2 separate regions of the Mus musculus genome follow, and region 2 is linked to region 1. A link is a contact called in ENCODE Hi-C or POLR2A ChIA-PET data. All regions are on one chromosome and are shown on one strand. Each heading gives the region's core, a stretch centred on a gene start or an enhancer-like site at or near the end of the contact. The rest is flanking DNA. Distances are from core to core; before and after follow the strand shown.

Evidence for each region. A loop is a pair of places that touch in the nucleus more often than their neighbours do. ChIA-PET counts read pairs that join two places held with the same protein, here RNA polymerase II (POLR2A).
Region 2: a map of left cerebral cortex shows a loop between it and region 1 (2.1-fold over the local background). The contact joins the enhancer-like site here to the promoter of Phldb2 in region 1. A Hi-C loop is called at or near these places in 4 of 37 maps with a recorded cell type or tissue (Patski, heart and left cerebral cortex). POLR2A ChIA-PET finds 5 or more read pairs at or near these places in 1 of 5 experiments (Patski).

What each region holds. Positions count from the first base shown.
Region 1 is chr16:45,842,107-45,847,109 of GRCm38, forward strand. It overlaps Phldb2 (pleckstrin homology like domain, family B, member 2), which reads right to left and starts at 2,272. Exons shown (of 18, transcript NM_153412.4): 1 at 2,102-2,272.
Region 2 is chr16:45,890,023-45,895,025 of GRCm38, forward strand. It overlaps a transcript of Phldb2 not described here. Among named protein-coding and RNA genes, the nearest start is that of Phldb2, 48 kb to the left of the region's middle. Within about 2 kb of position 2,974, at least 1 of the 3 ENCODE cell types and tissues checked has a DNase peak (open chromatin) inside an H3K27ac peak, as active enhancers do; it is heart, where a contact is called at or near this core.

The DNA.
Region 1 (5,003 bases), core at 1,022-3,521:
GCTCAGAGAGATTTAATGACAATTTATAAAGCTCAGGTATTCTTGGAAAATGTACAATGTTCCTGTCTTTCCCTGTCACCTGAGGCAACCCCTCTCTGCCAAGGGCTGAAATGTAGCATCCTGTAAGGTCAATTACTATAACCACAATGCCCCAACGGCTTTAAACAATGATGCAAAACTAATAAAGACTCCTGAAGTGAGTTCTCCATTACACTCCACAACCCACCATGCATAGAGCCAACAACACTGAAGAAAGTAACGAAAAGCCCTTCAATCAAGCTCCATCAAGTCAACTTTGGCTTTTCTCCCTTCTCCTGAAAATGCCAGGGGAAGTGACGCACTTTGGCCAGAGTTGTTGAAGAGATGGGCTGCATCTTCACCCACCTTCTTATCTAGCTTTTCTGGCTTGCCCCAAGCAGGGATGCAGCAGATAGCCCTGCTGTCCTTTCTCACCCCAAAAGAGCAGCAGCTGCCAGCTGTGGGGAACCAGACAGAAGCCTGCAAATTGCCTGCCCTGGATGACTGCTCTTAACCAAACATCTCCTTTTGCCATTTGTGAGCGTGCTAGGATTTGCAAACTTCCCTGCCTCTGGAGTAAAAGCTACACCAAGCTAAATGCAAAGGCTCATCTCTCCTCTCTTTTAAAGGCCTTTGTCAATGTTTGGAGACTGCGGAGTTTCTTAATTATACGCAATGTTTAAATTCCACAATGTATTTATAAGGAGAAAGAAAAAAAAACCATTCAGTTAAAAACTTTTAAACAACTAAGTCCAGGAAGGGAACCTCAGGAAAACACAACTGTTACTTTTCAACGAACCTTAAATGGCACATTTAAGGTTCAAATGGCACCAAGCATGTTCTGTTAAAATAGTAGACCACTCTAAAGGATTATTTACCTCAGACCCAATGAATGTGTTGCTAGCCTACCAGGAACTAAGAATTCAAGTGCTCCGAGGGCAAACGTTTAACCCTATGAAACTGTGAACCATATTTGGAACCTTCCATCTAAATTCAGTCGTTTGAAGCCCAGAGGAAAAATAATCTCAAACACACAAGTGAAGCCCAAGTTAGAAGCTTTGTTACAAGCGTCAGAGTTGAACATTTACATCTGTAATTTACATGTTCATACACTGGAGGGGGAAACGTGTGAATATTTACACTAACGGACTCCACATTTTATGTCTCTACTAGACTTACCCTCACAGCTCTGACTGGCTAGGAGACTAGCTGTGTATCCTAGAACACTTGAGATACCACAAAAGGAAGACTTCTAGGGAAGAGGGCTGGGCCGGACGAAAGGATTTCCAGTCTTGGCTAGTCCACATAAAAGACTGTGGGAATCTTCCCTCTTTGAAGTGAGAAAGGTAAAAGAGGAGCCTCTGGAAGGAGGTTGGACTTATAAAGCTCTTTTAAACAGGAAACCCCAATCCGGGAAGGGACAGCCCGTCAGCCTTTTAATTTCCTGCCGGTGGCGGGAGTTAGCTAAGTCCTCCCCGCTTCCAGTGCTGCTGGCAAGGGTGAAGTTACTGAGCGCACCAAGCCAGAGTTCAGCAGGCTCTCTGAGCGGCTGAAGCAGAGGGTCGAAATGCTACCCAGAGTTGCAGCTGCTATCACCACAGAGAAAGAGACCATCACGCCCTCAGTGTGGGATGATAGGGAAACCATAACTGAATCACAGTCAGGAGCTCCTGGAAAGAATCTCGGTCCGGAGGCTCGCCGTGCAGCCTCATTCTAGAAACAAAGTACAACTAGAAGCCGATTTCAGAAAGGTCCTATCTGAGTCCCGTACTCCTCAAGATCCAGCTGTGGATCTTCTTATCCCCGGAATCCAGATCTCTGTCTAAGCAATCCAGACTTTCCGCAAAAGTTGCCTTCGGGACCCTTAATTAAATCCTGCCTTTTCGACCCAATCACTCACGAAAACCTCACCCCTACTGGACACCCCTTCCCCACAATGCCTCCACCCCGCATCGCCGTGCACAATGGAGGACAGAGCACTCTAGGACTGTAAGGTTTAGGCTTTGCGGACCCCTGCCCGGGCTTTTGTCTCTACAGCCTGCAAGGGAAGCAAAGAAAATCTGCGCTCAGGGCGCCCACTCACCAGCTCATCTTTCTCTGGAACTGCAACTCTCTCCTCGGGTCCCGCTGCCCTTGGGCCTGTCCCTTGCCTCCGCCCTCCCTCTCTCCCTGTGTCCTAGTCCGGTCCCCGCCGCTGCCGCAGGCTGCAGCCAGACCCTGCCGCCGCACACCGCGCACTCCGGGCGCCCCTCCCGGTGGGGGCGGCCACCGCCTCCTCTCCGCCCCCGACCTCCGCAGAGAGACGGGCGGCTACCAAGTCGGCTGAGGGGGAGGCTGTGTCCCCAAGGAGCCACCAGGGTGCGCAAAGGCAATGCGGGCCGGCTCCTCCAGGCCCTCTGTAGCCCACTACTCACCTGGGGCGATAAGGTGGCCGAATGCAGGCGGCCACAGAAGGCAGGCACCCTGGGTGCTCTGTGTCACACTCAGCAGAGCCCCTCGGCCCGCGGTGGTGGACTCCTCGAAGCTCCCTCCTGGTCCCGACCCGAGTTTCGAGGCACCGCAGCGGATCCTTGGAGTTCCCAGCTAGGAAGTCCTGGAGCCTAGGTTCTTAGGGAGCTAAGCTGCTGCTGCTTTTACTGCGTTTGGAGTGGCCTGGCCACTCGTCACATCTCTAGGCTCCACTTTCTCAAAGCTACGTTCGCAGCTATGTGCTAGAAACCTTTGTTGTTGGCTTTCTTTTCTTTTCTTTTCTTTTCTTTTCTTTTCTTTTTTTTTTTTAAATAAGGTGGAAATGGGACGAGAGAACACAACACGTCCTGGAGTGCGATTTCCTCCCCAGGACGAAGTTTCTGCTCTGTGAAACTCCAGGTGACTTCACCATAGACTGCTCTCCCCAGGGCAGGTTTACCTGATGCGTCAGAAAAGCAGCTGTGCCAAATGGCAATGGAACCGCCTGGGGTCAGGGCTGGAATCAAGCAGATTTAAAACTCCGTGATACTGATTGCCTTGGAGGGATGTCTCATAAAGGGTTCTGCATTTTCCAACACATTTAACATAACCAGTGGAAGCAATATTAACGTGAACGCCTTTCAGCCTTGCTTCCCTGAGCAGCTAGTCTGTCTTGACGCATGCAAATGTGGATGTTTGTAAAGTTCTGCCCCAGTGGGGTTAAGTCAAAGAAAGACAAGAACCTTGGAGGAACTCGCAAGGTCCAGGACCGGCAAGCTCTTTAATAACAATATGGCCCTAGCAAATTGTTTTAGCTACCACCAAGGATGTCTTCAAGGCTGTAGCAATAGCAACAGGGGTACTAGTGTAGGTACTTCCAGTAGTTAATAAACCTATGCTTCATCTATACACAATGCCTTTAGCTGTGAGAACACGCACTAATAAAATGCATATTTAAAATGTTTTATTGAGCAAAAGTATGACTTTTAAGATTAAATAATGTTTACTATTTATTCCTGCGTGTGCTTTGGTGCATGTGTGTGCACGTGAATCCAAGTAGGAAGGGAAAGCAGAAATGGCCATGAGCCACTCCACAAGGGTTTTGACAGCCAAACTCAGATCCTCTTCAAAAGCTAGACAGCTCTTTGCTGCCAAACAACCTCTCCAGCCCCGAAATTTTGACTTCTAATTTCCATGAGAACCACTCCTATAAGGATGATTTGTGTTTTAGAGCATTCTCAACGCACCACCTCGGTATCCCACGCTATTAAATTCACATGACTTACACCCCATCCTTTCACCTCATCTCCATCAACTTAAAATCATTTATCCCATCTCAATGAAAGGAAAGACACTCTTGAGCCACTTGCCTCTCCATACACTTACCTGTTTAACTATAGCAAAATGATGGCCAATTGTTACAAAAAGCTATCTCAACTCTCTGCCTTCCCATATACTCCAGTCAGAAGTTGCCTTTATTGTATTCCCCTGAGCTTAAATTATGCAACTGAAAAAATTGCTTCTTCCCAGGTATGGTGGTACGGGACAATAATTCCAGCTCTTGACCAGTTGATGCAGGATGATCAAGAGTAGCGTGCAGGCTTGGGTCTCTTAACCAGTTAGGACCAGCCTGAGCTATGTAAAGCCTGACTCAAAACACCAAGGGCTGACTGTGGAAATCAATATGGTGGCTCCTCCAAAAGTTGGGAATCAATCTACCTCAAGATTCAGCTATATCACTCTTGGGCTTATATTCAAAGCTATATCACTCTTGGGCTTATATTCAAAGCTATATCACTCTTGGGCTTATATCCAAAGCTATATCACTCTTGGGCTTATATCCAAAGGACCATCCATCCTACCACAAGGACGGTTGCTCAACTATGCTTATTGTGGCTTTATTCATAATAGCTGGAAATCGGAAGCAACATAGATGTTCCTAGCCAAAGAATGGATAAAGAAAATGTGGTACAGTAATATAATGGAATATTACTCGTTTGTTTTAAAAATGACACCATGATTTGCAGGCACATGGATGCTACTAGAAAAAAAATCATCCTGAGTGAGGAAACTCAAACCCAGAAAGGTAAAGATGGCATGCATTCACTTATAAGTGGATATTAGCTGCTAAATAAAGGATAATCAAGCTACAATCTATAGGCCCAAAGAGTAGGTAAAGGGGAGGGCTCTAGGTGGGTAGCATGAGTATCCCCAGGAAGGGGAAATAGATTTGGGGGTGGCCTGGGGACTTGTGGGGGCAGGAGTAGGGGGATCAGGCTGGAGTGCACCAAGAGCTGGCTGTGTCTCTCAGCATTAGCAAGTTCCATCACTATTCTCTCAGCACGGGGGCAGGGTGGGGGTGTGCATCTCACTCCTCAGTAGCAATTACCAGCTGATCCTTAGCTCCCTTTTCTCTTCCTTTTTCTTCTGATCTAAGCACTGACTACCCAGAATTCAGACTCTGGACCTAGTTTCAGTCTAGGGGCTTCCACTGGTGCTATCACTCTACCCCCACAGAACTAAGTCCCATCATGAGT
Region 2 (5,003 bases), core at 1,724-4,223, 49 kb after region 1:
CCGAGTTTCATAGGGTAACAGCTAATGGCATGCTCCATTTTATAAGACAGCTAGTCAATCAGTAAATCAATTAACTAGCATGGTGCCAGTAACGTATGGCTGGACATTCACATCAGCTAGGAATTATGGTTTACGAATGCAGCAAATCCTTGATTAAATATCTATTAGTACCATCTACAAAGTACAGAGTGAGGCCTTACATTTATTGGGAAATATAGCTTAAATATACGCCTCAAACAAATATATTATTTACATGTATGTGTCGATTTTAATAAAAAACCAAACTCTCATTTTATGAGATGCTTTTTTTCTTTGTTTAAGCACTAACAATTAAGTTAACAAGACATAAAGTAATTTGATTATTATTCTGTTAGTCATAAAAATTGCAACATTATGGTAACTGGAAAATTCCTGGAAAATTCCTTAGCATTCCTAAGATAAACTTTTTTCATTCTACAAACTGTTTGAAGACCAGAGAGGGCAAGAGACTCGAGGCTTGTCTAGGCTTCACAAGTAGGCAGAACTTTTAGTTAGAGGAACAGCCTGCACCATCTTGCAACTCATACTCATGAGACACACACCCACTGCTCTAGGCCATGTATTTAGACACCTAACTCTGACTAGGAGCTGGTGAGGCATCAGAAGGACTGGAGGTGGAGGAGAGGCTCTTTCCAAATGGAGACAGTTCCTGTCACTCACAAGGAGCCTTCCTGCATGAGCATGTAATTATCTAACTACTAGAAGAAGGACCAAGTCATGACATAGGTGGGTTCGTCAGTGTATGTCTTTCTAAGTTGTCTAAGTCGTGTACTGGTGAAGACAATTTAGCCTACAACTGAGAGATCATTGCCTAGAGCCTCCCAAACAGATGGTGTTTTAATTCACTCGTGTGCTCTTCTCACAGGTTATGCATTGCTATCACCAAGGGCAACTTTGCCATCCCCCTTAGCCAGAAACCTTCTCTGACTAGTGAAGTCAATTTCTGGGCTCAGGCCCAGGCATAAGTAATTTTTAAACACTTTCTAGCTGGTGTGAATGTCCAGTCATAACTGAGAACTGCTGAGTGAGAAGTAAAATTAGGCAAAGCAAACAGAATCATAAACTAGAAAAAGAGAAAGGAAAGAAAAGAAAAAAGTGCCTTCCCTTTAGCAAGGAAATAGAGCAGTGTTCATCTAACTATACTAAACAAATCACCCCCATCATAGTGTGTCTCTGAGACACATTCTTCTTTAAAATTTAATGAGTCAATGTTTAGAGTCAATCACTTAGTTATTAAGATGTACTATATTTTTTCCTTATGCTATTTGTCTTAACAAAATGTGATTTAAATGACTTTCTATCCAGCAGTAACTACCATTCTCTAATGATGGGGAAGAACCATTTTGAAAGCCAGTCTAGCCCTATGTCATGACCTTTGTATATTAATGAATTCCTCACATCAGAACTATGCACTGGGCAGAGTATATGAGGATAGTTGAGCTTCATAGATGTTTAGTTGGTTGTGTAGACTACAGAGCCAAGATCACAGCATCTCTGATGCCCAAGCCTGGTATTTCTGCACTGGTTCTCTGTGTCCTCAGAGTGTGGTGGTATTGTGGCCCAGTGCCTTACTGAGGATCTACAATGCATGCTTTCCCCTGACTTAGCAATAATATGAGGTCTCCCACACGTTCTTCTTAATTCTCACTTCAATTTTCTTCATCTTATGAACTCAAAGAGATCAAAGAACAAAAAAAGAAGCTGGTGGGGTCTAGAGAGATGGCTCAGGGGTTAAAAGCACTGACTGTTCTTCCAGAGATCCTGAGTTCAATTCCCAGCAACCACATGGTGGCTCACCACCCTCTGTAATGGGATTCAATTCCCTCTTCTTGTGTCTGAAGATAGCTACAGTGTACTCACAGACATAAAATAAATAAATAAATCTTTTTTTTTTTAAAGAAGCTGGTGATCATATTTTGTATGACCTCTCTAAAAGGGTGAAACTCTAGAGGATAGGTCGACAGTTGTTAGGTATGGAAGTAGAAGAATTAACACAGAGGCATGAGGAAATAGATTTTTTTGAAACTTTTTAAACTGGGTTTTGGGCTTAGGTACATAGATATACACATTTACCAAAATCATACAGCTATCTGCTCAGGATAGGAGAATATTTCACCATGTAGACAGTCTCTGATTTTGATGATTCAACATAGTGTTTCAGAGTTACAATGGCATGGAAATGAATTCATACAACCATCCTGAATTTTGATGTCAGTACATCACTTAATAAACCACATGGGACAGACACTTTATTATAAAGCAGGTACTGACTTAGGGCATTTTGTGTTACTCTAGGCCAATGGTTCTCAACCTGTGAGTCGTGACCTTTTGGGAGTTTCAATGACCCTTTCACAAGAGTCACAAATCCAATATCCTGTATATCACATATTTATATTGTGATTCACAACAGTAGCAAAATTACAGTTATGAAGTAGAAACAAAAATAATTTTATGGTTGGGGGTGCACCACAATGTAAAGTACTGTATTAAAGGGCCGAAGCATTAGGAAGGTTGAGAACCACTGCTTTAGACTAACATAAGTTCTCAGTATACTTGATGTCAGTGTATACTGTCAGAGAGGCTAAGCTGTGAGTCTTAGGAGGAGGCATGCTACGTTTTCTCTCATTTGTGATTCCTATGTTTCATATGTCTACATAAAGTCTTAAACACATATGGGAAAAATAAAGGTGAAATTGTCTAGGGAAACTAAGGGAACTCTCAGAAGCAAGAGAGTCAGGAGATGAGAGAAGGGAAGTGTGCTGGGTATGGTGTGTGTGTGTGTGTGTGTGTGTGTGTGTGTGTGTGTGTGTGTGTGTGCTGTGTGGGGGTATTCTCAGTATGCAATATGTATTGCTGGAGACTTAAACTGAATTCCTTTCCCTTCTTGCCTCCTCCCTCCCCCATACCACAGCCACTGATTGCTGATTGGCAGGATGGAGCCCCATTCAGTTATCTTTAGCTCATTGAAAACTGCTTCAAAGGCCAGTGTCCAGGCTGCTGCTGCTGGTGGGACTATTTCTGAGCCATCCCAGAGGTTTGGCCAGCAGATGGTGTGCCCTGGAGGGAGACTGGATCAGACTGGAGCTGACAGGAACACTAGAAGCCTGGCTACAGCAGAACTGGTCTTGGAATTGCAGAGAATTTCATAGTCATAACCTTACATTCCATTCCCTAACAATCACAGAGGGAGAGGCACTCTGATCCAAACCAGAGTTAAAGAACCACAGAGACGTTGGCTAGACACTGCCCTCTTAGCTTCTCAGAAGAAAGATGGGCCTTTTGTGTCAGTGTTCTCCACTCCCAGGTAGCATGTGGCTCCTTATTTTAAAATCAGAGCATGACTCTACAGACCAAGGACAGAAGCCATAATTCTGCTGTGCCTAGAGATGGTTCAAAAATATGCCTCTAAAAAACAAATTTACAACTGGGCTCTAGCTAGCTTTCACGGGACTCTCTTATACAACATTACCTTTTTAAACCCTTCTTTCTTTCTCTAATGTTAACTACAATTTAGTTGTGTTGATAAATCCAGGAAAGAAGAACCTGAAGTTTAATTTTTTCTGAAAGAACAAAAAGAAAAAAAGAAAAATGCTTGTGTTCCCATATTCCCATCATCAATACCCTGGGCAAGAAAATAAGTCCAGGAAAGATTGATTCCTTTGAAGGAGCAAGAGAGAAGAAAAAACAACTTAGCTAGCAGTTACAAGGTGGGAATTTAAGTGCTCTGGTCATTTCCTTTCCTTTAAAAACAGAGACAAGCATGTATGTACTCCCCCTGAGTGCATGTGGAAAGGCAAAGGAGTCTCAGAACTGTTCCTGTGATCCACAAGTAAGGGCAGGCTGGGATCACTCTATTTAGCTATTAGTCCAATTAGTAGGAGTTAATGTTTTCCCTGAAGGACAAATACCAAGCATTTCACAAGAGGTCACAAGTCATATTACTCTGTGCTGGCTTAGAGACCAACTCAGCTGCAGAAAGCAGCAAATACCGCAAGGTCTCTTGAAGAACTGCAGAAACACAACTAGAGGTTGCTTGTTATTGTGGGTTTTCAGGCAAGAGTTGGCATACAAAGGTTACTGGATGGTATCTAGGGTAACAGAAAGTGTGGAGTTTTCTGGAAGGTTTTCATTCCGGTTGCTCCTTGGCTTAAATAGCTCCTGTGGTAGGTTAGAGCCACCAGAACTGCCCGTAGCTCCTGCCTTGGTCCAAAAGGCTTCTCAGATACATGTTCAGGGCTCTGTGGAATTTTACAGACAGAAGAACTCTGCAGCATTCTGGAAGATCACTATAAACTGGGAAAAAACCATAGTTAAGAGCCAAACATCAGCATCATATGTATTCAGAAATTTGACATTTTTATACATGTCAATCATATGTCCCAATGTCAGTTTATTGTCTTATATTGAGCTACAATTCACTTACTCTCAATATCCACACTTTACATAATAAACAGTCCAGTGGTTTTTATCTTTACAAAGTCACATAACGATAACTTGTCTAATCATTACTCTGAAAACACCCAAACAAACCCATCATTTGTCAGCAGTCCCTCCCTGTTCTTCCATCTTTCTAACTATACAAAACCCCAAATCTGCTTTCCTTCTATATACAGACTTGTCTCTTCTGGATGCTTTATGTAAATGGAATCATGTACTACATGATCTTTTGTGCCTGGTTTCTTTGACTTAGCGCAACATTTCCCAGGTTCCTCTGCATTTCAGTACATGTCACAATTTAGTTTTTTTTTTATGGCCAAATACTCTTTTGTTATAATTTATTGTTGAGTCTTTTGCTTGCTTTGTGATCCATCCAACTCTTCATGATCACACTGAGAACCAGCCTTGACTCTCTGAATACCTGTAAGTTTTGGGAGATCTTGCATGCCCATGCCTTCTAAGCTAATAGAGAAATGAGAAGAAGCTGGTGGAGGCTGGTGGCAGAGGCTGCTGGTGAACATATTTGT